Regions from separate parts of the Homo sapiens genome. Here region 1 is linked to region 2. Evidence: chromatin loops called from intact Hi-C (ENCODE). Cell type or tissue: ascending aorta. All regions are shown on one strand. Each heading gives the region's core, and the rest is flanking DNA. Links, peaks and the distances in the headings are about the cores only.

The links. Peaks named below come from ENCODE experiments on the same cell type or tissue, not always from the same donor. Only the 100,000 strongest peaks of a DNase experiment are listed, where the experiment ranks them.
Region 1: it touches region 2 in a loop (4-fold over the local background); 3 of 110 quality-filtered maps call a loop at or near these places.

What each region holds. Positions count from the first base shown.
Region 1 is chr15:91,976,665-91,988,288 of GRCh38, forward strand. The region is part of intron 2 of SLCO3A1 (solute carrier organic anion transporter family member 3A1); the gene reads left to right. Among named protein-coding and RNA genes, the nearest start is that of SLCO3A1, 130 kb to the left of the region's middle. In ascending aorta, for the core only: a CTCF peak has its summit at 5,960; DNase peaks (open chromatin) are centred at 3,993, 4,357 and 7,502; H3K4me3 peaks cover 484 bases; H3K27ac peaks cover 5,918 bases.
Region 2 is chr15:91,920,105-91,931,728 of GRCh38, forward strand. All of the region lies in intron 2 of SLCO3A1 (solute carrier organic anion transporter family member 3A1), which reads left to right. Among named protein-coding and RNA genes, the nearest start is that of SLCO3A1, 72 kb to the left of the region's middle. In ascending aorta, for the core only: no CTCF peak of the experiment used is centred there; a DNase peak (open chromatin) is centred at 6,448; H3K4me3 peaks cover 941 bases; H3K27ac peaks cover 2,486 bases.

The DNA of each region.
Region 1 (11,624 bases), core at 2,286-10,285, 57 kb after region 2:
TGAGAAATAAAGGGACAGAGTACAAAAGAGAGAAATTTTAAAGTTGGGCGTCCGGGGGAGACATCACATGTTGGTAGGTTCCGTGATGCCCCACAAGCCGCAAAAACCAGCAAGTTTTTATTAGGGAGTTTCAAAAGGGGAGGGAGTGTGCAAATAGGTGTGGGTCACAGACATCAAGTACTTTACAAGGTAATAGAATATCACAAGGCAAAGGGAGGCAGGGCGAGATCACAGGACCACAGGACCGGGGCGAAATTAAAATTGCTACTGAAGTTTCAGGCACCACTGTCATTGAGAACATCTTATCAGGAGACAGGGTTTTGAGATCAACCAGTCTGACCAAAATTTATTAGGTGGGAATTTCCTCTTCCTGATAATCCTGACAGTGTTCTGGAACTAGATAGGGGTGATAGTTGTGAAACACTGTGAAAGTACCACAGTGTCACTAGTGGTAAATTTTTGCTACATGTCATGAATGATTGGATGGATGGATACATGGATTGTGCAAAAACGTACTGCCTGAGGTTTTGTCAGTGCAATGAGACCAGCAATCAATTCCTCATTGCCACCTGGGGGGTGACATGCACTGGTCTTCCCTACATTATGATGACCCAAGAGCTTCAGCCTCATGTTGCTGACCCTCCTTTCTGTATCCTCATGGCTCATTGAGAGAAGCGAAGGAGCTGTCTGAGGATGTTGTGATACGTTCCAAGTTGTCGGTAACACACTTAGAGGTGATATCTCCTGGCAGCTGCAGAGAAAGCCAGTTCAGTCAGTTTGGGGTTATTAGGGAGGAAGGGGAAAAATGGTGAGAATGTGCTCTAGGAAAGTGGGGTTCTCAGACATGGAAAACCAAATATGTCATGTTCTCACTTCTAAGTAGGAGCTAAGCTATGAGGACATAAAGGCATAGAGTGATATAACGAACTTTGGCAACTGGAGTGTGGGGACATTGGGAGGTGGGTGAGGGATAAAGGACTACATATTGGGTAGAATGTACACTGCTTGGGTGATGGGTGCACTAAAATCTCAGACACCACCACTAAAGAGCTAATCCAAAAAACACCTGTACCCCAAAAACTATCAAAAGTTTTTATTTTGGACAATAGCGTCCTAAGATACCTCGACAAAGAAAAATCAGAGAAGGTCTTTTGCAAGCAAACCTTATTAGAAATACTTTTTAATGGTTGAGATTAAAAACATATTTCCTAAATGATCCTCCCAGGAAACTCTGAAGTTCTTGAGGACAAAGACCTTGGCTATCTTGCTAATGTTGTCTCCCTGAACCTTGCATGGGTCCAGGCACTGAGTAGGCACTCAGTAAACACAGAGTATTGACTCAGATCCTGAATATTGAAATAATTGATTATTGAATCAGATAATTTTCCAAACAAAATGAATACCACCCTGTGCTTCTTGTTTGTTTTCTCCCATCACCCATTTCTGGGGAGTTTTTCAGGTTTCGCAGGTAGACCTAGGACTAGGAACATTGCTAAAGGTCATTGACCAAAGACAGAACTTCAGTCAGTTACTGGAGGTCTTTTCCCCCCTGTAAATGATAGGCCATCCTGCGGTACCCTCCCTTCTCACTGCTGTTTAGGAAAATGGATTATTTCTGATTCAGACATTTCCAGTCCTTTAATTCTTTCTTTCTCAGTGAACTAAGCTCTTTTACTCTTCAGTGAAAATGGCACTGTGCACAAGTGTCTGGCATCCACGCAAGGAAAAAGCTTTCTGTGAACATGTGGCCTTTTAGATTGAAGGCAGTGATCTTTAGAGTTCTTAATTACCCAAGCCACCAACTCATCTAAGCCCTGGTCCATACTGCAAAGAGGAGGGAAGGATTTGGATGTCAGTTTAAGCCTTGGCGTCTGTTCTGTATTCAGGGCTCATAGTACAAATGTGTTACTTTTTTCCCCCCTCAGTGGAATGTATTTTTCTTACTTTTCCCTCTCTAAAACATGCATGTGCCTTAGAATTTTCCCATTGGAGTTTATTTATTAACCCAGGTTTACCTTTTTATTATATGTTAATGATTTTACTAAGTAGATAGATTAAACTAAACTTATAAATTATTAATGGATTCATATATGAATACTACTGTTAGGAACAGGAGTCTCACAAAGGTTCAAACTTTCCACGTATCAGTATCATCTAGTTCAAGGGTCAGCGAACTATGGCCCACGGGCCAAATCCTATTGACCATATCTGGCCCTTTACAGAAAAAGTTTGCCAACCTCTGGTCTAGTTCAACACTTAGCATAAGCTACTGCTCATACCTACCCTATTTTGGCCTGTGTTCTGGCACTGATTGATTACTAAAATTGGTTTGCCATTCTCAATTCTCTTCACTTGTACTAACTATCATTTATGACTTCAGACCTGCTAGTTAACTTCTCTGAGATACAGGTACCTCATTTGCAAAAAGGGGACATAATGCAGTTTTCATCATTAAGCATCAAGCGAGTTTACATATACGGGTTTAGTACCCCTTAGCCCCAAAAAGCTTGGGACCAGAAGTGTTTCTAATTTTTTTTTTTAATTTTGGAATATGTGCATGTGCATGATGAGATATTTGGGGGATAGGACCCAAGCCTCAACATGAAGTTCTTTTGTTTCATATACACCTTATGCACATAGCTTGAAGGTAATTTGATACAATAGTCTAACTAATTTTGTGCATGGAACAAAGTGCTGACTGCAGTTTGACTGCAACTCATCACGTGAGGTGAAGTGTGGAATTCTCCACTTGGCAGTACTCAAAAAGTTTCAGATTTTGGAGCATTTTGGATTTCAGACTGGGGATGCTCAACCTGTATAAATAACCTTAGCGTGTTGTCTGGCAGTTAGCAGAACCTTTCTTCTTTCTACCTCTTCCCTAAAGGGTATGACCATTTATCCACGGAAAAAAAAATTGAATGGCACTGCCGTGTAGAAGTAAATTTGCTGTCACTTATCCTGGGTTTAAATCACTGTTCTGCCACTTACTAGCTATGTGACCTTGAGCAAGAGGCTTTATCTCATTAAACCTCCTCTAAAACCAGAGATAATAATAGTATCTATGTCCTAAGTACAACTGTGACTCTTCGGTATACAATGCATGTCAAGTGCTTAGCGTAATGCCTTGCACCCAGTATATACTAATTAAATGGTAGCATCTATTATTGTCATCAGTGTTATTAGTAATTTCTTAGGGTGTACAAACTATTGGTGAGGATCATGGCATTCATCAGCTCTACCCACATTTGCCAACATCAACTCTCCTAGTCAGCCAAAACTTTTGCCACTGAGCTTCACTTAAGCAAGCAAAGAAAACATGTTTTCCTGGGGAAAATGAATCTAGAGCTTCACCATCCGCATTTGGTGCATTAGAAATATTCCAAAAGGAAAAGCAACAGAGAGGCTGGATTTGCACATTTCTTTCAAACTGCTGCCTGATTCCCTTCACTCTTCCTGACTGCATTGTTAACAAGTCCTCTCGGCCTCAGCTGTCCCTGTGTGACTACAGTAGTGCCACTCACATTTCTCAGGGGTTGGTGTGGGGAGAGGCCTCGCTGCCCCGGTGGAGCTGCCCAAGGGACATACATTCATTGGTTTGCTTCTTTATTCATTCGCTTCAAATTTATTTTACTGTGCTGGGTGTAGAGGTAACACAGGATATTAATACCTAGCCTTTTCGTTAAGGGGCTCACCATCTTGGACCCCAGTTTTGAAGATACTGGAGAGGCAAGAGTTTGGGGGCTGGGAAATCTGAGAGTTTAAAAAAAAAAAATCCAAGCAAAGATGGTGAATGGATTCGTAGGGTGATAGAGGGGAGAAGGGGGTACTCAGCTGGCCAGGGATGAAGCTTTAGTTGGTATGAAGTTTCTAAGCTCATTCCTGTTCTGAGTGGGTCCTTTCTAAACATAACTCCTCGACTATAAATCCCTTTTACTCCAGGGATCATTCCATAAGAAGCGTAGCCCTGGCTGGCTTTGCAGTTTTCTCCCTCACACCATGCAGCTATTATTGGGCACGGAGCAGGCTGTATGCACTAGGAAGTGAGTGTGTCTCTTGGTGCCCTGGTGCCCCTTGAACAAACACAGTCCCAGGAACAACTGGACTTCTGTGCAAGCTGAACTTCTGTTTCTACTTCTGTGCAAGCTGAACAAAGGCACCAGCCTACTTTTCCCAGGTCCGGGAAAGACTCCAGTGCACCGTGATGCTGAAGACGGAGGTGCTTCCCTTGGCCTTGGGTCCAGGTGACCATAATTCATGTGCAGAAACTGGCATGACCCTTTATAGAACAGTAGATTCCACTGGGGCGAAATTACTGGCAGCTGTGCTTTTCTTGTCAAACACTGGCTTGGGAGAGCCAAAAATAGATGGTCCTGGGACCAGTCTGGGTTCAGGAAGTGGCATGAGCAAGTTGCCTCCCCCTTAGGGAGAGTGTGCCACATTCCTCAGAGTGACAGGCAGCCTGGGAGGGCAAAGAGCAGGGCAGTGGCCAGGCTGGGGTGGGATGATTCGGATGCCTGGCCTTCCGGCTGCCATGGTCCTTCTCCCACCAGCCAGACCCTCCTTGCTCTGCCAGCCAGGGGCTCCCATTTCTCCCTGCTCCTTTGTGCCATGGCTCACCTCTGACTATGACACTTCTTGCTCAGAAAGCTCCATGGGACATCATCGCTGGGCAAAGAAAGTGTAAACTCGTCCTGTGAGGCCCCTCGGAATCCGCGCGTATCTCATCTCATCTCTCTTTAGACTCCGCTTCATGCCCTTTATGCTCCAGCCACTCCAGACTCCAGCTTGACATTCCCCCAAAATGCCCACGTTTTCCCACCTCATGGCTTTTTCCTCTAGTTCTTCCCATCCTGCAGAGTGCTTCCTACCTGTGCGCATTCCATAAGTCCTTCAAGGACCAGCTCACATTATGTATGGTGATCGTAACATTTATCATCTAAACAAGGATTTTTTCGGAAAAAATTTCACAAACTACCCCTCCCTTTGGGCCGTGAGGTCATGCAGTCACCCAATCCGAAAACCCTTTACAAAGAGGACTGTATCCCTCCTTGTCTGGCTCTCTCAATTTTTTCTTGTTGGAAAGGTTGTCACAGATCCCCCTGCCACAGAGTGTGGACATCAGGGTAGACACTTAGTTTCTGCTCCAGGTTCTAAGCTCCCTGAGAACAGACACAGTGCCCAGTGAGTCTTGTCCCCTTACCAGTGGCATGTACAACCCGTTGCCCAAAGTTGATGCCCATGGACCCTCAAAGCAGCTGCTTGCTGGTGAGCACGCTTTGATGCTGCATGGCTGCATGCTTACATGCCTTCTTCTGTCCCCAGCACCACTTGTTGAAGTTATGCACATCATTGCAGGAGAGGGGCGTGCCCACAGCTGCAAAGTCCTTGGCGTGCAAGGTGAGGACTCTGCTTCAGCCAGCATGCCAGATTCTGGCCCTCAGGCAGCTGCCCAAAGAGCTCTTGCCAATGCCGTGGCTCTTGCTAATATTTGATGATTGTCAGAGAGGGACCACCTATGGGTCATGCCGGCCACACATTCCTTTAGGCAAGAAACCCAGAGTGTGGCTTCTTATTTTGCATCAAGTTAAGTCACTTAGCAATCAGGGCAGGGCCCTAGTTTTAAGATGGCTTAGCCCACACTGGAGTGTCTAGTTAAGTAACAGGTTCACAGTCCAGCCTTGGCTCTGGGGAGGGCTTGTAGGCGAAAGAGTTGTAGTTTCTTTCGACAAATCTGCATTTGCTATAAGAGCTAATTAAAGATTCCTTTAAGGGTTCATAAGATTGATCTCCAGTTAAGCAGTATTTTCAACTCTTTTTCTTCCTTAGCTGGAGAATCCTTGGTTCAAACAACATCTTGGGTGGACATTCCAAAATGAGAAACAACCAAGTCAAGCTTTTCTGGGCAAAAGCAGTGTTAGGGCTTGAAGTTCTGTGCCCTTGCCACGGGCTCCCTCTATAGAGTTTCTGAGAAAACACCTTGAAAATCACTGCTCTAGAGTTTAATAAGGAAGATGCGTGTCCTGGAATCACAAGTGATTTGAGTTGCTGACAAGTGATTTGAGTGAAGCACAGGCTAAGATGGGTGGGAGGACAGGTGTTGCACACCAGCCCTACAGGAGGTGTTTAATGGATGCTGGTGGGTGGGGAGCTGCACGGGCTTGCCCAAGGCCACTCAGCTCCATTATAAGTCTCCCAAGCCCAGGCCTGTGAATTACACCCAGCAAGGGGATCAGGACCCTCTCCAGGGATGCCTTCCCTGCATCACCTCCACCCCAAACTCCCAGGAACTGAGGGAGTCTGTCCCTTTACGGAATGGCAGCCCCTGCTTGGGCTATGGGAGCAGCAGTAAGAGACTGACCTCATCCAAAGTGGATGATCCTCTCCAGGTATCCCTTGGTCTTATTTCCATTAAGCTGGAGATGGGAGTAGTCAGAAGTAGCAGTCACATTTTAACAAGCTATGTTTTACAAGATACACTTGACCTTTGCTGTAGTGATCAATAACTGAGCATGTACCCTATGCCAGGCATGGCCCTATATGCTGTGCACACACACATTATCTCATTTCATTTTTACAGCGTTCCCACTTTATAAAGGCTGTTCCAATTAAGAATTTTAACAAGAAGGCTTGGTGCATTTCTTGCATCTTTTTGTTAAAGTATGACCCTGAGAATTACCCGAGTGGGAGGCTATTTATTTCTAGAGAAGTTCTCTCTGGCATCCCCAGGAGGAGAGCCAGGTCCATATCCTTTATCCCCATCCCTTGTTTGGCCTGATGGAGGGTGTCTGGCCCTACCTAAACGAGCCTTGGAAGGTTTCACTTCAATTCCAACTTAATCTTTAATTGACTGTCCCGGACAGATTGAGAACTGAAATCCATCAGAACGAAGCATGAGGCTGAATTTCTCCTGAGAGCTCAGCTCACTTTTACAAGTAAATTACTTACATCTTCCTTGAGGCAGTAAAAGCGCATTTGTTTGGTTGTGGTGTGGGGAGGCCACGGGGACTGTAACTCTGTGAAAATCAGTGTTTAAAATGTGTGACAAAAAGCAATAAAATCATGTTGATCGGCATACAAGAGATCAACGTGGAATGTGCCCTGGTAGCAGAAACAGGGTGGAGGAAAGTTGGAATTCACAAACATGTTTATAGATCTCTGGTTTTCTAAGTCCAGTTAGAAGATATTCAACCCATGTCACATTCCTGGACCATAACATTGCTCTGATGTTGATCTAGAAGCTGCCATCTATTGTACAGTTGAATCCGTCTATGGTAACTAGGCTAATCAATCAAGGAGGAAAATCAAGACAGGGAGCTTGTGAGAGTGGATGTGGTTTCTGGTCACAAGGCTTCCAGGTCAGCGCTGTACCTCTGACCCTCCCCAACCAAACAAGGGTTCTGTTTATCCAGACCAGGGGGCCACCAGGTCAGATTTGCAGTCGGTTATTCCCACTGAGGAGAGGGGTTTGTGCTTTCCTGTTTAATTGCTTGTCTGGCCAAGCCATGAGTTGCAGGGTCCACCTCTTTGTTGGCCTTTTCCAGGAGGCGGTAGTGGGAACTCAGTGCGATGACATAAATCCTCTTTCCAGACTATTACTCAAGGTTTGAAGGGAGATAAAGTTAAATTTAACCTCCCACTTCAGCTATTTTCACAAGAAAAATAAAAATTTAAAGCAGATTTCCTGGTGATTCCATCATCTTTCTTATCGGAGATTTACAAATAATTCTAAAAGTTGAGAATTTCTGCAAAGTCTGGATACCCTTGAACCTTTTTCCTGAGAGATAAGATGATGTATTTATGCACATACATTCAGATAAGAGGTTCCAAATGTTTCTGCTTAAACCTCATCGGTAAAGGTTGTGATAAGTACCAACAATACTTTATCAATTTTATACTTGTATTCTTTGATAACATAGAAGGCATATTATAAAATAATCAAACGTACATAAAAAGAGGAGATAAAGGTGAAATAAACAGTATTGTAAAATGTCTTACTAGCCCTGATGGCTTTATACTGTCATCGGCTGATATCTCAAGACATAGAGATATTTAGAGTCACTTAGAGTGACATTTATTATTAATGATTTTGAGTATAAATCCATATTTCCAGTTATTTTATCCATCATTTCACATTTGTTTGCTGAATTGTCATTGCTTTTCAACTTTATGGTAGGGCTGACAAAAGCTTTTACTAGGGGAATGAGAGGCCCTGCCATTTTTTGGTGTTGTGTTTGTATTATTATCTTCAACTCACACTTTTTTTTGCAGTAATCTTTTTTTAAGTGAAATTTTTTCTTAAGTAGATCATACATAGAGAGAAGCACATAAGTGCTTCATCTCAGATCATAAGTGAACAACATGAATTTTCACAAAATTTACACACTCATATGACCACCACCCAGATCAAGGGATAGAACATTCCCAAAGCCCCCATCGTGGCTCTCCAAGTCACTCCCACCCTCTTCTTTCCCAAAGTAACGCCCAAAGTAACCTCTCTTTTGATATCTGTTACCTTTTATTACTTTTGCCTGTGTTTGAGCTTTATGTGAATGAAATGATGGCATCTATTCTCTGGTGTCTGGCTGCTTTTGCAGTACATTCTCTTTGTTGGATTGATCCATGTTGTCACATGTAGTTGTAGTTTATTCTGTTTAAGTGCAGCACTCCATTCTGTGACAGCCCCGTTTCATTATTCCTTCTACTATTGAGGGCATTTGTGTAGTGTCCAGTTTGTGGCTATCATGAATAGTGTCTCTGTGAGCATTACTGTCCCTGGGTTTTGGTGAACATATGCCCACATTTATGTGGGATGCGCACCTAGGAGTGGAATTGCTGAGTCATGAGGTATGTTCATTGTTAGTAATACTGCCCAAAAGTGTCAGTGTACGTTTCCTAATGAGCACGGGTTGAGGAGCAGTTCCACGCTCACCAACACTTGGTATTAGTGTCGTCTTTTTAGCTTTAGCTGTTCTGGTGGATACTGTCAGCATGGTCCTTACGTCAGACAATGGGGTCCCTCAGGCCCTGTGTCACAGAGGGCCCTGCACTAGTGCTCCTCAGGAGTGTGCCAGTTCTGGAGGGTGGTTGCTTGCAAAGGGCCACAGGACCACTTCCAGGGCCTGCTTGTCCTGCAGAAGGTGGCCTGAAGGGGTGGCCAAGAGATGCTTCTCATCAGAGACAGGACGGAAGGAGGAATGAGTGCACGGAGCTGGTTCCTGTGGGCTTCCTAGTCTACGTGTAGGTGGGGGAGGCCTTCGAGGAGCAGGATGGAGCCCTGGGTTGGGGGAAGAGGGTGCCATGACCAGGGTATGGCTCTCCCCCTTGTAACAGGCTTCCAGTGCCAAGGAGGCTGGGAATTCCACATTTGGATCTGGTCCTCTGAGTTTACATTCCCTTGAGGAGCGTGACAAGGTGAAACCAGTGGAGGTGGGCTCTGGGAGCACCTGGTGGGCAGAGGCTGAGTGGCATGGCTTTTTGAGAGATGAGGGAGTACCTGCTAGCCACCATGCTCGGCCTATATTTGCCCTTTCCTCGGCTACTGTCCAGGTAGGGGTGTGATGGTGGGCAAGCAGCTGAGCCTGGGTCAGGGGGTAAAGAGCCTCCCTGGCTTCCTGGGGAAGAGGACAAAAGGTGGGTGTTCACCCCATGGGATTCCGGGGAGATAAGATTAGGGAGATGGGGAAGTGGCTGTGGGTGCCTATTGGCAGCAGGATCCTTTCCTTCCATCCTTGCCTGCCTCCTAGAGCTCACTGTCCCAAAGAAAGGTAGTATGAGTGACAGGTGTCATTTTAATTCTCTAGTAGCCATTTTTTTTTAAAGTATGCAGAAAGAAGTAAAATTCATTTTATGTTGACCTAATAGAGCCAAAATATAATTTCAGTAAGTGATCAATGTGAACATTACTAGTGAGACGTTTACATTCTTTTAAAAAAAAAAAAAAACTAGGTTTCAAAATCAGATGTGGGTTGACACTTCCAGCGCACCTCAGTTCAGACCAGCTGCATTGGTTAACCTCCTGGACAGGGCAGCCCCAGAGGGGATCATGGCCTTTGGTGCGAAATGAAGTTAATTTGGGTTTGTACTCTCCATAGCTATTTAATATGAACTGTTGCTTTTTCATAGTTTTGATTTTGTTATGAAGATATATTTGTAAAAATAGGAAGATAGAACATATTTTAAGTTTGTTAGGTTGAATTTAAACTTTTAATGTCAAGGCATATGGGGAGAAGGGTATCTCCATTTGTACCTTTGCCCATAAATTCTGGTAGCTGTCAGCGGTCAAGAGAGAGGAAGGTTGGTGGTGGCCATGGTCAGATGCTGTCCATCTCAGTGTATCCAGGCAGGGACACAGGCAAGGACCATTTCTTACTCATCTTTGGGGCTTCACAGCCCCAAAGATTCTTTGCAACCTGAGCAGAAGTTGCTTTTTATCGCTTACAGATTTGACATTTTCTAGGAAGGTGATGCAGGTTTTAAAAACCGTATAGTTGAGAAGAGTGGCAGCAATAATCAGATAATAAGGGAACAAAACCCAGTTCTTTGCGTTGTGTCGGTAGGTGCCACATGAAGGGGGAGCATACATCTGCCTTTTTTTCCCCCATATTCCTAGAGCCTAGTGTTCAGTAGGTGCTAATGAATTAACTTGTTTATTCAACACGTATTTACTGAACACCTATCATGTGTCAGGTGTCAAGTGATGTATTATGCTCTGGGGATACAACGGTGAACAAGACAAAGTTCTTGCTCTCTTGGAATTTATGTATTATTGATGAGAAGCCTGTTTTGTTAATAATAAAGTCAGGCACAGTGGCTCATGCCTGTAATCCCAGCACTTTGGGAGCCTGAGGCAGGTGGATCACCTGAGGTCAGGAGTTCGAGACCAGCCTAGCCAACATCATGAAACTCCGTCTCTACTAGAAGCTACAAAAATTAGCCGGGTGTGGTGGCGGGCACCTGTAACCCCAGCTGCTAGGGAGGCTGAGGCAGGGGGAGTTGCTTGAACCCAGGAGGCGGAGGTTGCAGTGAGCTGAGATGGCGCCACTGCACTCCAGCCTGGGCGACAGAGCGAGACTTTGTCTAAAAAAAAAAAAAAAGATAATAATAATTAATTGTGGTCGCAGCTCAAATGACATTCTGACATTTGATGGATTCTCAAAGAGCTCAGAAGAAAAATAGCAGTTTTCCTGAGTCTTAAAAGATATAATCAGTCAGCAGGCACAAGGGATATTTAAATACCTAAAGGAGGGGTCCTCGTGGCCACGTGGAGGATGTGGGATTTGCCGGCAAAGGATTAAGGGAATCCATTCAAGAACACTTGTGTCAAATTTATTTTGATTTACAAACCCATGTCTGTACCATTCTTTGTCACCTGACAGATAATTGTGTTTTATCACTTACAGATGCAGGCTTTTCTAGGGGCTGATAGCAAGGAGATATACTTTTGAAAAATGGCGTAGGGTTGGGTGCGGTGGTGCACGCCTATAATTCTAGCACTTGGGCAGGCCAAGGCGGCTGGATCGCTTGAGCTCAGGAGTTTAAGACCAGCCTGGGCAATGTGGCGAAACCTCGTCTCTACAAAAAAAATAAGCCGGGCATGGTGGGGGGAGGAGGAGGCTGCAGTGAGC
Region 2 (11,624 bases), core at 1,826-9,825:
ATTTTTAAAATATTTGCTGTTTTAAACAAAGCAGATAGGTAAACTGTGATTCCGAGAGGTTGAGTAACTTACCCAAGCTCATTTACCTGGATAGGGCTGGGCTGTGGGTCTGAAAGTGATGCTTATTTCAGGTATGTCTGGGATCTGCTCACGAGGCTGGGATGGGAGCTCAAGGGTGGTGCACGGTCCAGGGAGTCAGGTGCAAGCCAGGGCATTCCACGAGACAGCCCGAAGCCTCCTGGGCATACAAATTGCAGCAGGAGCCAGGAAGGTGGGAAGACAGCAGTGTGTCTGGAGTCCAAGGAGAGAGGTGCTGCTGAAATGGAGAATGAGTGTCAGAGCCAGAATGGAGTATTGGAGGTAGGATGGAGAGAGAGGAAGGTGGTCCTAGCTAACGGTTCAGGTCTGAGTTCTGTAAAGAGGTTGCACCCCTGTTTCATAGTGCTTTGAGCTGAGATGGCTGCAAATCAGACCTTAGACATCTGGGGCAGGAGCAACTGATCTGTTGCATCTTTCGCTCAGCTCTTTCCAGCAGTGTGGGCGCCATACCTTCACATGCCATTCATTCTGTTTTTTGAACCGCAGTAACCACTAGGAGGTTTTTTTAAGTGTTGTGTTAGAAATAGGCCACCTTACAACTTCCCATACCCTGGGTTCTGGTTATGCCCTCTGGATCTACCATGAATAATCCCTATCCCTCTTCCATATTTTGATGGCTCCCCAAATAGTTGAGCACTAACCTTTCATGGGTAGGCGGATGGTATCTAAAGCTTAGTTAGCTCTTCGGAGCTAAGACCTTTGCTCCATGCTTGATGGATTTCCTACCATACTTCCTTCTTAAGAGGGATGCCAAGGGCTGGGGAGCTCATTACCAGAGGACAAAACCAGATGAATGGGGGATGTGGGATATGGCGTTGTATTAGTTTGCTAGGGCTGCCCTAAGCAAACACCACAGACTGGGAGGCTTAAATGACAGAAGGATATTTTCTTATAGTTTTAGAGGCTGGAAGTCTAAGATTAAGGTGCCACAGGGTTGGCGTCCTCTGAGGTCTCATTCCTTGAATTTCAGATGGTTGCCTTCTACCTGTGTCCTCACGTGGTCTTCCCTCTGCATACACATCCCTGGTCTCTCTGTGTATCCAATTTACTCCTCTTACAAGGTCGCCAGTCACATTGGTTTAAACCCACCCATATTAGCTCATTTAACCTTAATTGCCTCTTTAAAGGATCTATCTCCAAATATAGTCAGTCACATGCTGATGTACTGGGGGTTAGGGCTTCAATATATGAATCTGGGGGAAGGAACACTATTCAGCCCATAACAGACACCAAAGAGATTAGTACCAAACCAAGACTACACTCCTGCCTCTTTGCCAAAAGTTTTCGGTAAGGAGCTGTATTGTAATTTTTCTCTCTAAGTACTTGAGGAATTGATGATATAGTTTTTTTTTTAAATAACTTTTAAAAATTACAGAATCACAAGTTGTGGCAAAATACAGGAAAGTCCCCTGTATCCTTCTTCCTGTTTCCCCTGCTGTTGATGTCATGGTAACTATCACACAGTAGCAAAACCAGGAAGTTAACATTGCTGTGATCCATAAAATTTATTCAGATTTCTCTTTTTTTTTTTTTTATTCTTTTTTGACATGAAGTCTCACTCTGTCACCCAGGCTGGAGCACAGTGGCGCCATCTTGGCTCACTGCTGCCTCTGCCTCCTGGGTTCAAGTGATTCTCGTGCCTCATCCTCCCGAGTAGCTGAGATTATAGGTGCCTGCCACCACACCCGGTTACTTTTTTTTTTGTATTTTTAGTAAAGACAGGGTTTCGTCATGTTGTCCAGGCTGCTCTCGAACTCCTGACCTCAAGTGCTCCGCCTGCCTCGGCCTCCCAGAGTGCTGGAATTACAGGCATGAGCCACTGCGCCCGGCCAAGATTTCTCCAGTTTTATATGTGCTCATTTGTGTGTCTGTGTATAGTTCTGTGCAATTGTATCAAATGTGGATGATGCAGTTTTAAGAATGCAGATTGGGATCAAGATGAAACCAGATAATTTTGAGTTGTGTGTGTTAGGCAGACACACGCGCGTGCACGCACACACACACACGGCACAGAGACAGGCTGGCAGATTCTCCTGAGGATGGATGTTCTGGAGAGAATGGGAGCTGGCCAGCGGAAAGGGGTTCTTTGAGAAGGGAGGCTTTGCTGTTTGCCTGAATACACAGAACAAGTGCTCTAACTCAGGAGGCACACGTATTAGACACAAAAATGTGTCACGTTTTCTTTGTTTATCACTTATCCTGAACCCCAGTGCAGCCCTCTGTGTTTCCGTTAATAATGCAAAGAGAATAATTCTCAGATTTCATCTGCCAAGTGTTTGATTAGTACGAAGGGCCCCCGAATACTGGCCAGCAACCAAAGAGAACCAAATTTCCTTTCAGAGCCCTGGGAGCAAAGAGTTATTTGCCTCTGATGAGTTTTTATTTTAACTTGACATTGGGTAAAATGTGTTTTAACTCTCCAAAGAACGTGGATTGGGTATGGATCAAATATACTGTGACTGAAGTTCATCTGAAAAAATAATTAAAAAGCCATCTCTCGTGGGAGCAAGCATTGCTCATTATATTCTTGCAACTTCATTGATATTGAAGTTTCCTTCGTTAATTTCTTTTTCTAAAATAAATGGCACTATAAAAGTGGTCAGTTTGTTTTGGCCATATTCCATTCCCTCTCCCCAGCTGCTGGTCGCATGCCATTTTCAGTGTGTTTGTAGCAGCCTGCTAGGAAACAGCCTGTGGCTCTTACCTGGTGCTTCCATATTGCCTGGGCTGATAGGTGTTTCTCATTCATTCGCAGCCACTCATAACTCATGCCCTGTGGTTCATGGCATCACCGCTGTGCCTGCTGCCTGGGTGACCTTTGGACAAGACTCTGTGGGCTCTGGAGCCCAACAGTCTTGAAATTGAAATCCTGGCCCCTCCACGACTCCTGGGTTTTGGATGAGTTTCCAATTGCCCTGAGACTTTTGCCTTTTCAGTAAAATGGTCTGGTCTACCTGGCCAGGCTTTCCATGAACGTCAGGTGTCCTGTACACGGTGGGGATCAGTAAATGCTGCCCTTTTCATCCTTATGGTCATAGCATCTCCATTTCCAGATGTAGAAATTAAGGCACAGATGGATACATGACTGAACTGTTTAAACGCAGGAGCAGATCTTTGGACAAGAGCCCTTGGAACCTGATTTTCAGCCTGGGATGTGATCCATCTTATAGAGCTGAGAATAGCAACCTCTTCAGTCCTGAATTAAACCAGCAGCGCTCTTCTTTTCCTGAAGACCCCCTCCAGTGGCTCATCTCAAAGTGCATGAAGTGCTAGCATTGCCCCAGGCAGGAGGAGAGCCAGTTTGTATTAATTTGGAGGCAGCCCAGAGTATGGCCATTGCCCCAGTGTGATGTATGGATTGGCTTTCTGGGTTCTAGCATGTCGCTTCTTAATTTGGAAGCATATTAGCTCAATTTTCTTTTAAATAACGTATTCTTATTTTAGTAACATTGAGAAAAACAGAAATGTAATAAGAAAACCTAAATAATATGTAATCCAGATACCTATAGAAAATTATTGTCAGTAGTTAGGTATATTTTATTCCAGCCTTTTTTCTTTGTATATCGTTTTGCTTAGTTAAAAACCATACTATAAATAAACCTGCTTTTTATCAGTTGGCATATTATAAAGTTTTTCCTGGGTCATAAACAATATACATCATTTTAGATAATTGCATATTATTTTGTCAATCTAGAAATGCTGGAATTTGCTAGTTGGGCATTTAGGTGATGAATGTCTCTGTGGCTTTAGCCTTGTCGACGTTGGCTGAAAACTTTAAAAGCTCAGGTTAGTTCAGATAGATTCAGTGTGAGCTGAAAGCCAGCCCCCTGGCCCTGCGGTGACTTTTTCCAAAAGATAAATGAGTGAGGCCAGGAGTGTCATGCAGACGGGCTTTGGGCCGGCTATGGGTGTTGGCATTCTTGTTTTGAAACCCCCTTCCACATCTGCTCAGGGGTCACAATCTTAAGTGCTGAAGGGGTGCAGCTGATGAATGAGAAAAGCAGACAGTGTGGAGCCTGGGGAGCTGGTCCTTGCCTCGTCCTTCACCATTTGTTGCCCTGTGGGAGTGCAAAGTTAGTGTTTCCAGATCTTCTGATTGTTAAGAGAGGCTGGAAATCCGTATTTTTCAAGAGGATTGAGTTGCCAACTCATTGAAATCTTCTCCAAGCCCTTTGCGAGTCAGCATTGGTTAGCATGTCTCGAACACATGGTAGCTCAAACACACACGGTAGCTTGCCATGGTGGCAATTTCAAATTGCATTCATTGATTTCAAAAGACCATCAATTTCAAATTGCATTCATCTTTTGAGTTGCAAATAAATAAAACACGAAAAAAGAAAAGAAAGGAAAGCTGTCGCACATTGTGAATGTCACAGCCAGAAAAAAAGTGTTCTTCGCTGTGGTTCTGAATGTTAGGGGTATTGGATTTGGAGGAAGAGGACAGGGGATCTTGCACGAACAGAGGACAACCTGGCAGGAGTGAGGGTAACACCACTGCTGAGCGGACCCACTCCTACTGACACCTTGCTTACTGCCTCACAATGATGGGGATTCCCAGGATTGGAAAGAAATGAAACCATTTTCCTAAGCCAGAGGAAGAAAAGCACGGTTCAAGGTTCCCCGAAGAGAGTATTGGGATGCAGAAACCAAAACCATTTGTGGCTGGTTGGGGCCTACAGATATTTACTGTGTGTGCAAGAGCATCTTTGTGAAGAAACTTTAGAACATAGCACTGAAGTGTTTGATAGGCAGGAAATAGGACCAGAGAGGCCCAGGATGACCTGAAGAAAGGTGAAAGTCCATGTGAGGGAATTTTCCTTCCAGAAGGATGTCAAAGAATACTGCTAGTTACTTCTTTACTCCGGCTTCCTTACTGCACCTGACTGGGGAAGGCACACCCATCTTATTTGCTTTTCAACTGTGGCACAGGTATTGTTCTTAAAAAAGATTTTGAGACATTTCCTCTAATAACATGCGTATTGTTTCTCTTCAGTTAAGACTGTTTACTTTTCTGAGAGAGAATAATCTTGGCTTCATTTTCTTTTTGTCCTTTTCACCTACAAGAAGCATTCTGTGAGAGCAGATGGCATGAACGGTTTGGTTTCTGTCGAGCATTGTGTTTTGCTATTGTTAACACTGGGATTTGAGGTTCATGGTCTTCCTCCTTAGTGGGAAGTAAGTTCTTCATTGCTAGATAATTTTTTAGTGTTAAAATGCCTCACAGAAGAGTCTCTTGTGAATATTTGCTTTTGTCTGTCTGTCCAGTACCTTGTTTTTTTTTTTTTTTTTTAACTAGGAAACTACCTCTCCCATCTTAGGTGGTTGCTGTGGGTTGCAGAAGTGGCCATGTGGTCAGTCCGGGCATGGTCAATTGTGACACAGAGAAGGTCTACAGTAGTCTACAGTGACAGGCCCCAGAAGTGGGCCAATCAGAGTCCACTGTGGGGCGAGAGAAGTGGACTGAGAGAAATGGACCATCTTCTCTTGTAGGACTGCTACTGAAAGAACTCTGAATACCCAGAGATTCCAGTGTCCATCATTGCTGCCACATGCAGAGAACTTGCCTAAGAATGAATGAACTTGCCTACAGAGAAAAGTAGACCAAGGAAAAGGGAGAGCAAAAGGGCTTCCTAGATCCAGCCGTGCTTGAAGCTAGCATCTAGCCCTTAGAATCCTAGTCACTTGAACACATAAATTATCCTTTCCAACATCTACAGCTGCCAGGTTTCTGCCTCATCAGGCTTGAGTGCCTGTCATGTCATAGGAGTTGGTCTGGATTGCTTCCCTCTTGAGGTATAACCAAGCATCTTTGAATAGGGATAGAGTCCAGGGGAAACTCAAGTAAGGCATTTGTTCTCTGCTCAAAGTGCTAGTTCTTTCACAGTACAAAGATTAACCACTCATGAGACTCTGAAGAACCCCTGACCCTATGCATAAAATGAAAGGGGCTAGCTTGAAAGCGTTGGCTTAGCTCTTCATTTCGTTATTTCAGAGGCATTGAAGTTACAGGACTTAGATGCCAAAAGGAGTATCCCCTCTCCACCTTTCTCCCTACCTATCAAAAACAAACAAAAGTATTTAAAAATAACCTGTTGGCAGGCTTTGTGCAGGAACAGTAAGTGTTTAATAGCACATTGCGTATGTGGGCAGGAGCATGTTGAGCATGCTCAGTTTATTCAATGGCTCGTTTATTGAATGGAAAAAATATAACCAATCCTGGCTCTTTTACTTGACTGCAATTGCCAAAGGTACCTTAACTCCCTCAAATGACTTCATATTGTCAGGAATGAATAAGCTAAATAAATGAGTATGTTCCATTCCCAGCGTGGCTTTGCCATTTCATTCCTGCCAAGCCGTGTGTGTGTGTGTGTGTGTGTGTGTGTGTGTGTGTGTGCGCGCGCGCACGCCCATGCTTATTTTAAACCACATAATAGACAAATATGAAGATACCAAAGCCTTGGGTGGCTAGTGGACACTCATCAAAATCGAGATGTATTTCTTTAGCGCTCAGATTCAAGAATCTGGCTTCAGAATGTCAGGAGTCATCGTTGGCTGCTTGAAGCTAAAGGTTCTTGGATGTGCCTTGCGGGAGTCGGGGCCATAACCTTTTCGAATTATGTGGAGATTTACGTGTATATGTACCCTGGGAGGAAAGCTTTGACTGGATTGAATGAGGTTCATGACCCACAGAAGGTTAAAACCATATAAAGACCTAATGTTAGACTTTGGTGACAGGCATTTTGGGGTGAGATAAGTCTAGCTAGTTGAGGTGAGATAGGCTGTATGGAGTGACAGATGGCATTTAGAGACTGGAATGTTGTTCACTGTTCAGCTCTTAGCTTGTTTTGCTCCCTGGAGAGCCACTGTACTTACAACAGGAAGCATATAAGCATCACTTAGGCAACTGTGGTGAAAAGTCAGAATGCATTCTCAGCGGCATTGGAGACACCCCTCGGCCCTCCACTCCCCCGAAAATTCCTTTGGGGCTGAAATTTTCCATCCCTTCTTTCAGCCTAACCGTGGGTGTTTTGGGTAATATTCAGCAGATTTTCTGTGCTGGTTTGAACTGATGCACAGATAGGAAAATCAAAACTTTTTTTTTTTTAGTTCTAAAAGCAAAAACACTTTAAAATGGCACTTGGATCATTAATAGAATCTGAACTCTCAAAGTCAAAATTTTCCATGTGTTCTTACTAAGAAAAAGACTCACTGTTGGGGCAATTAAAAACAAAGGCAGAAAGTTGTGAGGGACTAAACAATTCTGGGGACATGAATGAACTGGCCAAACTTTTTATTGGCAAACCTTTTATGGGATAGTTGGTGCATTTGAGAAACCCTCTATTTTATACCACGGCCTCCTATTTCGGGTGTCGGGGGACTGAGGGAGGATTGGCGTTGCACTCATTCTGATGGCTCTCCAAGGAGAGATACTTTTCTCCCTTTCTCTCTGTAATGTTCCAAGCAAGTGGGGCCAATGGGTGTGATTTCTCCCTGCTTCCCTTTCTGGGCAAGATGCTATTACCATAAGAACATTCACGTTTGCCCACCTGCCTTGTGGGTTGTTAATGGAGTTTACAAAGGGAATTTGGATTCTCAGCAAGAGGTCTCATTAACACAGCAAGGATCTAATAGATTCTAAAATTGCGTATGGACACTGGAACCTTTTGAAACCTGGTGGTGTCTATTATTAGATCTAAATCATTTCGCCAACCCTGGCCTCAGGCTGTACATTTGTATCATGGGGCAAAGAGCCTTCTCTTCATCAAGGTAGATCTACCATATTGATTGAAGAACATGTTAATACCTGTGATTCTGGTGACAAGACAAGGTAAAAAGGCTATTAGGCAGTACATAGAGGAAAATGTCTCCCACATTGGTGCTTTTATTTTATTTTTAAATATCAGCCTTGTTACTGGTTGTGTGTTTAATACTAGGATTCATTACTATCATAAAGAGAGTTTAACAGCTGTCTGCTTATTTAGACAAGTGCGTTAAGCACAGGTGAGTTTGAATAGTGACCATAATACCGCTGAATACACTAGCTCCCATTTATGGGGTCGCAGCTGTTATGACATACAGACAACCAGTATTTTGCATATACTCTCTCACTCCCTCCTCATAAAGCCCAAGGAGATAGAGGCTGTTATTCTTTCTGTGTAGGTAAAGGAGCTAAAGTTCATGGGGCTTAAGCAGCTTGTTCAGGGTCATATGGTTAGTGAGTGGCACGGCCCAAGCTACAGTCCGGTCTGGTCTCCGTTATCCCAAGGGCCTTATCTTTCCCATCGTATGCTACCCCTCCACCATCCCCAGGCATGATTACATCCACACCAGGATAATATAGGACCCCAAGAATGTCACACTAAGTATGAAAAGTGACTCAACCCAACTACCTAAATAGGTATACAGCTCTTTCTCAGTATAGTACCCACCTGCGGTGCTTTGTCATTTTAGCTGTAAAGTATGAAATGGTGAGGCGTTTCTAGGCCAGGAGACGTCTGATGGGTCTGGGGTATTCAGGGCCTAGTTCTGTGGGAATTTTAAAAACTCTCATCAGATAAAGCATTGCTCCCACAAAAAAATCATGTGAGTTGTTTTCAAAATCTCCTTGTAGTAAAGTGAGAGAAGCTCACTCACCAGACGGTTTTGTTTACACTTCAGGCCTGGCAGCATTTAATTGGTATACATTCACTGCACTTATGCAACTTGGACTTGAGTGTTTCACTCCCAGACTTGATGAAGCTGACTTGCTTTTCTGAGCGAGTCAGGAGTGATTTTAAAACATACTAGACGCCAGCGGGGACAAAAATGGTAAGAAGGTAGGGCAAGAAAGACTTCATGGATCATGGATGAATACATGAGAAAGAACAAGAAGTAGAGATAATGTAATCCCCAAGACCTTTCCTCATGGGGAAATAATCAGCATGAGCAGTTATTGAGCTCTGTGGTGTTCTGAAGACCCTCAGGAGTGGCGTGTCCACATACATGAACTGTGTTTGCAGAAGAAGGTGGTTACACGATGGATGGATTGGGAGTGGCAAAGGCAGGCCTCCTTAAGGCATCCTCAAGGATTTGACGTCCAAGTAGGTGAACTCTCTTCCAACTCTATGTCCTGAAGCCACATTTTCCCGAAGTCATTGAGATAGCGTTTTGGTGACCTTCAGAAAAAATGACAGTCTCTTACTGGTCCATCTTGGGGAGTGAAGAGAGGGTCTGGAGATTAAATTGGGTGAGGGACCACGTGTTCCATGTTGGAGCATTGGTGCAAAGTTGGGAGACTCAGCTCCTCCAGCTTATGATGACAGGTTCATATTTCCAGTCTTTTTTTAATTAAAAAAGTTGTAAATTTTGGTAAAATATTCATACAGGTCACCATCTTAACCATTTTCAGCTGTACAGTTTGATAGTGTTAAGCACATTCACATTGTTGTGCAACAGATGTCCAGAACATTTTCATCTTGCAAAACTGAAATTACCTCTTCAACAACAACTCCCATTCCACCCCCTCTCCAGGCCCTGGCAACCACCATTCTACTTTCTGTCTCTATGAATTTGACTACTCTAAGTGCCTCAGATAAGATCGTAGAGTATCTGTCTTTTGTGACTGGTTTATTTCACGTAGCAGGTTGCTCTCAAGGTTCATCCATGTTGCAGCATTGGGTCAGAATTTCCTTCCTATGTATATTATATACCAAATATTCCACTCTATGCTTAAAACATATTTTGTTTGTCCATTCATCTATGAATGGACATTTGGGTTGTTTCCACCTCTTGGCTATTGTGAATAATGCTGCTGTGAACATGGGTGTGCCATGTATTTTCAGCCTTATAAAAGTATATCTCCATCTGGGTATCCTAAGGTGTGTTAAACTCAGTAAATCCATAATTCATCTCTTTAATTTTCTCCCAGGTTTGCCTTATTGACCAGCCTTGTCCTCCCCTCTCTCTTCCTGCATTTAAAAGCTCCAGCCTCTCATGGATCAGGGTTCCTGCACCTCTCTGATGTCTGGTCCCCAGCCTCCTCTACTCGTCCCCTCCCTGCCACAGGTCAGCTCTCAGCACCTCTCAACTGGACCACTGCATCTACCTCTGATGAGTTTCACTGTGCCCAATCCAGCCTGTCTCCAAGTTGTCCTTCACATTGCCACTGTTCCAAAGCAGGCTGTGAACTTTATGAACCCAGAGAGATGTGCGTTGTTCTGGAACCTTTGTTACAAAGGTTCCAAGAGCTCTGCATGGGATTTAATTTTATTTTGTTACATGCCCAATGAGTAATAACCATATGGTTATGTGTATTAATATAATGCATATGGTGAGATTATAGTATTGTATTTTTGAGACACTTAAAATAACCTGACTCCATTTTAACAGAGGTGTTAAATTTAATTGTCTACATTTTATTCATTCATTCAACACATATTAATTGATAACTTACGATGTGTCAGTCCCCGTACAAGGTGCTGGGGATACATGGATGAATCAGACCTAGCTTCTGTCTGTAGGAGTAATAATAAAATCACCCAATGTTTATTAAGCACTTATTGTGTGCCAGAGACTGGGCTAAGTTCTTGACATATATTATCTGGTGTAATTCTCAAAACAACCCCTGAGTTAGTTTTTATTTGCCGCGCTTTATGGGAGGAAATCCTGATGCAAAGAGCTTGAGTAAAGGGACACCTTGGGGATTGGAGTCAAGGGGGTTCTTGCTCCTCACAATATTCTCAACTACTGTGTTTTCCTGCTTCACAGCAAAGTGTACCAGCGAGTGTCATGCAAAAGCCAACAGTTTGAAACAGGAAGGGCAAAATGAAATGAAACACCAGGCTGATACATATGCATTTATAGATGTGGAGCTGGAAAATATTGACCAAATGTGCTCAGAAATATTTTACAATTGTGAATAATGACCAGTCCCTTGCAAGGAGACAGCCTTCCAAACCGTAGTTACTGTTAGAGAAAAGAAACAACATTCTGCATGTCCTCAAAGCAAGAGCTCACGTAAACTCGGTTTTTCATAGGTGTCAAATGCTGCTCCCTGATGCGATGCATTATGCAGGCAAAGAAATAACATGACAAAGCCTCTCTCACAGCCTCAGAAAGGAAGGTGATGTCTCCGAACTGGCCATCTGGATATAGCTAGGATGAAGCATTTTCAGAATTTGCCGAGGTTCACAGCTGAGGAGAGGGGCCAGTGGCATCCTCTGCTGTCAGGTAGCCCCTCCTCCTCTTCCTCTGTGAATGGGCAAACCCTGCTTCTTCTGCTGGGTTGTATCTTTTTTTTTTTTTTTGAGACAGAGTCTCGCTCTGTCACCCAGGCTGGAGTGCAATGGTGCGATCTTGGCTCACTGCAACCTCTGCCTCCCTGGTTCAAGCAGTTCCCCTGTCTCAGACTCCCAAGTAGCTGGGACTACAGGCTCACACCACTGCGTCGGGCTAATTTTTGTATTTTTGGTAGAGATGGGGTTTCACCATATTGGTCAGGCTGGTCTCCAGCTCTTGACCTCAGGTGATCCACCTGCCTCAGCCTC